Linked DNA regions of Homo sapiens: region 1 is linked to region 2. Evidence: chromatin loops called from intact Hi-C (ENCODE). Cell type or tissue: K562. All regions are shown on one strand. Each heading gives the region's core, and the rest is flanking DNA. Links, peaks and the distances in the headings are about the cores only.

Evidence for each region. Peaks named below come from ENCODE experiments on the same cell type or tissue, not always from the same donor. Only the 100,000 strongest peaks of a DNase experiment are listed, where the experiment ranks them.
Region 1: it touches region 2 in a loop (7-fold over the local background); 2 of 110 quality-filtered maps call a loop at or near these places.

The regions. Positions count from the first base shown.
Region 1 is chr15:51,575,790-51,578,713 of GRCh38, reverse strand. DMXL2 (Dmx like 2) reads left to right here. Exons shown (of 44, transcript NM_001378457.1): 2 at 2,533-2,658. Among named protein-coding and RNA genes, the nearest start is that of DMXL2, 46 kb to the left of the region's middle. In K562, for the core only: no CTCF peak of the experiment used is centred there; a DNase peak (open chromatin) is centred at 1,443.
Region 2 is chr15:51,646,164-51,649,087 of GRCh38, reverse strand. The region is part of intron 2 of LOC105370816 (a long non-coding RNA gene); the gene reads left to right. Among named protein-coding and RNA genes, the nearest start is that of DMXL2, 25 kb to the right of the region's middle. In K562, for the core only: no CTCF peak of the experiment used is centred there; a DNase peak (open chromatin) is centred at 1,727.

The DNA.
Region 1 (2,924 bases), core at 221-2,720, 70 kb after region 2:
TGAGGCTCTGAATGTCCTACATATATTTTGGCAAACTTTTGTATATATACTTATAGGGTAAAATAGGGAATATTTGATCAAAAGGTATATTGTACTTAAGATTTTGATAGATATTGCCAAATTATTTTATCCATGTAGATTTTAATTTAGTCTGGTGTGGGACTGAGCAGTCTGTGTTTCTAACAGGTTTCCTAGGTGATTTTGATGCATCCAATTTGAACTATTGCCGGATCAGAAAAATGGAGTATAGTACACATTCTCTGGAAAACATCAGGCAATTATGGTTATCTAGGGAAGAGTAAAAAGCCTTTTCAGTGACTGAGCCGTAAGAGTGAATTTATCTTAAGTAGCACTAGTTGCTAGGGATGGCACATCTTTAGAGAAACAAAGTGTACTAATATTTATCTGGAATATTTTATGTCTTTTTGATATATAATGTAGGGAAAAGAATGTAAGAATTGTAAGGACCTGAGTTTGAACACTTTGCATTTAGTAACAGTAATCTTGGGCAAATTAATGCACTTGAATTTTTCTTTATACAGTGATAGTATCTACCCTCCAGGTTTGTTGCAAAGATAAAGAGAGAGTGATCCAACACTTGTTGAGTACTTCTTCTGTCTTCTACTATTTTATGACTGTCTCTGTCATGGCAGTTTGTCATTTAGTTGTAATTAGTAATTTACCTAGTCATCTCCCCATTAGAGTAACTGGGACCATGTCTTGCACTTTAGTGTTCTCAGTCCCTAGCCCAGACTTGAGACTTGGTGCACTGTTCTGTTTCTTAAATGACTGTGTAAATTTTCCATTTTAATTTTCACAAGTATCCTAAGAGACAAGTATTATTTGCTTCATTTTACCATGAGGAAATGCTTAGGGAACTTAAATAACTTTCTTAAGATAGCACAGCATGGCATAACCAAAACTGAAAACTGTGTGTGTGATTTCAAACTAGATAAAGTCTGCTTTTTCCATGAATCCACTTTGCTGAGATAATGATATAAGGCACGTTGGAAATTTTGAAATTGTTCCTCAAGAGTAAGATGATTTTTGTTATTTTAATACTATACTTTAAAAATTAGCATGGTGATCCAAACATTTCTTCTGCATATACTCAATATTCCCCTTCAGTTTGGCTTTCCTGAATTCATGGTATAACCAAGTCTGCCTTGTCTATAAGAATGTAAGTGATCATTTCCTCCTGTGAGTGATTTTCTCCATATTTTTCTTGCTTGAAATTCTGTCTTTGCTTTTCTTTTGGTGAACTTTTTGATTTTTATAAACACATGGGTTGAAGATGTTTTATATAGTGGTTATGGCAGGATTTTGGTAACATTGGAAGTTTTAGTAGAATTAATGTCTTCCTGTCTGGTCTTTATCTTCATTTCCCTCTTTCATTAGCAGCCTTATATGGATCCCTTCAGGGCATGGGTCACTGATTCAGATGTCATCACATGTCAGCCCTGGCTATTGGATATCTCTATTTTGTAGGTCGTAACCACACTGCTTAAGGGTGTGGAAACAGTGCGGAAAAATACCATTTCATAAGTTTTATGTTTATCTTGCTTTTAATGGAGCTTTTCTTTTGAGAATTGGGTTGTTAGGTTGTTTTGAATATTTAATCATAAGTAGTTTGGAAGAAAAAGAAATATGTCCCAACTCTCTGACCCTTAGGTCATAAAATTCACAAAGTTGCAAAACAGGAATAGCATACAGCAAGAAGTGTTGCAATAGGAAGAAATGTGTGGTTTTACTCATTAGAGTTGGACATGGGAATTTTCCCAACAATTTAATTCTGTGTTGTAGTCTATTTTCAAGATCATATAGTGGTATTTGCCCAATATTCTATATAAATTCATTCATTTTCTATTTTATTTGACTTTTTTACCTTTGGTAAAACAACTTTGGGTTGGTTTCCTTTCTCCCTCAGGCCTGATGATGTTGGGGATGGATGGTGGATGTTGGAGGCAGGCTGCGTTGTGGATTCATTTGAGTCTTGATGCATTTAAGTTTAGCCATTGCCTTAGTGCATGTAATTCTGCCTTTGTTGTTCATGTTTATTTAACTAGCTCTTTAAGGCATGTGGAATTGTGTTGGAAAATGCATGCCTGATTTCTATCTTGATATTTCTTAAGCCTGGTTTGAACCCTGGGAACACAGTTACAGTCTTCAGTGGCTTAGTATTTTTAGATGGAGCTTTTATACTTTAGGGTTTACTGAGATGAACTTTGGAGAGAAAGTCTAAACAGAATGACTTATGACCTGCAGGAACAGTGGCTGTTCTAAGAACTGGAAGAACCCTTTTCCTATTAGTAACAGTTGTTGAATGATAATGCATGGAGTGTCATCAGTTTATTTTTTAATGTGACTTTTAATGTTCTTATTTAGAAATTGATATTATATTAACTATTTTGTAAAATGTCCCAAGGTATACTTTATAATGGCAATAAAATCTAAGATAAAATAGTATGTAATAAGATTTCAAAAGTTACATATCTTATGTATTGTAAAACTTTTTTTTTTTTTTTTTTTTAGGCATATGGATCAGGCTGTGATATTGTTATTTTGGCAAATGACTTTGAATGTGTACAGATCATTCCTGGTGCTAAGCATGGAAACATCCAAGTCAGCTGTGTGGAGTGTTCTAACCAACAAGGAAGAGTAAGGGATTTAATTTCTTTACTGAATGTCATTTAAAAATGTGTTTAATAATCTCAGAATCTTCTTATCCTTTTATGCAAAGCTTGCGTATAATTTCTTATGTATTGCTTGGGTGATTATTAGCAGAAGTTGCAAAGTGATAGGTTTATACAAATTGTAAAGTGCCATTAAACTGATAATTTGATAATTGTTCTACAGCTGTATGTATACTGTCTTCAAAGATCTGTAGGCCTTACAATCCTGTGCATACTGATATTCTGCCAGTT
Region 2 (2,924 bases), core at 185-2,684:
TCAACTCATCATTTACATTAGGTATTTCTCCTAATGCTGTCCCTCCCCCAGCCCCCCATCCCCCAACAGGCCCCAGTGTGTGATGTTCCCCACCCTGTGTCCAAGTGTTCTTATTGTTCAGTTCCCACCTATGAGTGAGAACATGCAACGTTTGGTTTTCTGTCTTTGTGATAGTTTGCTGGGAATGATGGTTTCCAGCTTCATCCATGTCCCTGCAAAGGACATGAACTCGTCCTTTTTTATAGCTGCATAGTATTCCATGGTGTATATGTGCCACATTTTTCTTAATCCAGCCTATCATTGATGGACATTTGGGTTAGTTCCAAGTTTTTGCTATTGTGAATAGTGCCGCAATAAACATACGTGTGCATGTGTCTTTATAGTAGCATGATTTATAATCCTATAGGTATATACCTATACCTATAGGTATAGGTATTGGTATAGGTATTGGTATAGGTATAGGTACAGGTATACCTATACCAATCCCAGTAATGGGATTGCTGGGTCAAATGGTATTTGTAGTTCTAGATCCTTCAGGAATTGCCACACTGTCTTCCACAATGGTTGAACTAATTTATACTCCCACAAACAGTGTAAAAGTGTTCCTATTTCTCCACATCCTCTCCAGCATCTGTTGTTTCCTGACTTTTTAATGATCGCCATTCTAACTGGCATGAGATGGTATCTCATTGTGGTTTTGATTTGCATTTCTCTGATGACCAGTGATGATGAGCATTTTTCCATGTGTCTGTTGGCTGCATAAATGTCTTCTTTTGAGAAGTGTCTGTTCATACCCTTTGCCCACTTTTTGATGGGGTTGTTTGTTTTCTTCTTGTAAATTTGTTTAAGTTCTTTGTAGATTCTGGATATTAGCTCTTTGTCAGATGGTAGATTGCAAAAATTTTCTCCCATTCTGTAGGTTGCCTGTTCACTCTGAATACACATACATACTTCTTTATTAATTCATTTAATAACAAGCTATAGTACAAGGTCTAATAATTTCTGAATAGATCTATTCATAAATGATATTTTAAGATAATTACAATAATCATTATCTATAAAAAAGTGTGCAGAGGCTCACGCCTGTAATCCCAACACTTTGGGAGGCCGAAGCAGGCAGTTCCCTTAAGGTCAGGAGTTTGAGACCAGCCTGTCCAACATGGTAAAACCCCGTCTCTACTAAAAATACAAAAAAATTAGGCGGGCGTAGTGGCGGGCGCCTGTAATCCCAGCTATTCTGGAGGCTGAGGCATAAGAATCGCTTGAACCCAGGAGGCAGAGGTTGCAGTGAGCTGAGATCACGCCACTGCACTCCAGCCTGGGCGATAGAGCAAGACTCCATCTCAAAAAAAAAAAAAAAGTGATATTCATTGGTGACAAAGTCACAGGTACTGCTAAATACAATTGTGTTTTGTTGTCTATATTTATGACTGAAATGTTAAATTGCAGCTGATGCTTAGAGAAAATAGATGTATTTTTTTCCCCATCCAGCCATGTTCCAGCCAGCTGTCACACTATGTCATTCCTTTTTCAAACCCCTTAAATGGCTTTCTGTGTCACTTAAGTCAAAATCCTTACCCCAAGCAGATCTGGTCTGAAGTTCCCTTTCTGATTTCACTTCCTGCCATTTCCTACTAGTCTCACCCTCTCTCCCTGCCATCCAGCCACACTGGCTTCCTTCCAGTTCGTTGATCACAAGCCAACCACAGGCCTGACTCAGGGCCTTTACTCTTGCCATTATCTATTCCAGGGCGTTTTCCCCTTAGATAATGGTAGGGCTTGCTCCCTTATATCAGGGGTCAACAATCATTTTGCATAAAGAGCCAGATGGTAAATATTTTAGGCTTTGTGGGCCATATGGTCTCAAATCTGCTGTGATAATGCAAGAGCAGCCATGGAGAATAAGTAAATAAATGAGTGCGGATGTGTCCCAATAAAACTTTATTTTTGGATGCTGAAATTTGAATTGCATATAATTTTCCCATGTCAAAAAGTATTATTCTCTAAAAAATTTTTTTGTTAACTATTTTAAAAATATAAAAACCATTCTTAGCTCTCGAGCCACACAAAAACAGGTGTGCAGTCAAATTTGGCCCACTGTTCATAGTTTGCTGAACCCTGCCTTACATCGTTCAGGTCTTTGTTCAAATGTCATCTGTTTGGAGAGGTCTGCTTTGGCCACTTCCTCCCAAAAGCCCTTCCCTTCTCTTCTATTACTTTACCTGGCTTTATTTTTCTTCATTGAACTTCCTGGGCCCTAACATATTATATTTTTATTTGTTCATTTTCTGTATTCCTTCTAGAATATAAGTACCATGAGGCAGGGCCTTAGTCGTTTTCCTTGCTGCTATACCCCCATCAGCATGACAGTGCCCAGCACAAAGTAAATGCTCAAATACTTGTTGAATGAATGAATTAGTACTGGTCATCTCGCTGTGAATATACTTACCAGAATTATAAGTTTTCTTAAACTGTGGTGGCCAGAATTGAAAATTGTTTCCCAGTTACAGTCTGAATCAATGCAGAGTAGGATTTAAAAATGCTTATTTTAATGCAGTCATTTTTATAAACCTGTGTATTCAAATTGAAATTTTGGCAAACCAGATTACTCCAAAACTGTACTTGTGAGTGATGTTTTCTGAACCTATATCTAGTTCTCAATGTCTATATTGTTGGTTTGATTTTGTGCTTCAGTCTGCTTTAAATTCTTATAAATTTTGATTCTGTTAGCTTTCACATCAGCTATTCTGGCCATCTATAGATTTGACAATTATACTGTGTCTTCAGCCACACCTTTCAGACCAAGGCAGAGAGGAGGACTGACTCTTGTGACTCCTCCAGGTGGCCAGAACACCATTAATCCAGACATCTGGGATAAATCCTGCAGGTCACCCATTAGGCCAGGGTAATATCGAAGTCGTTCG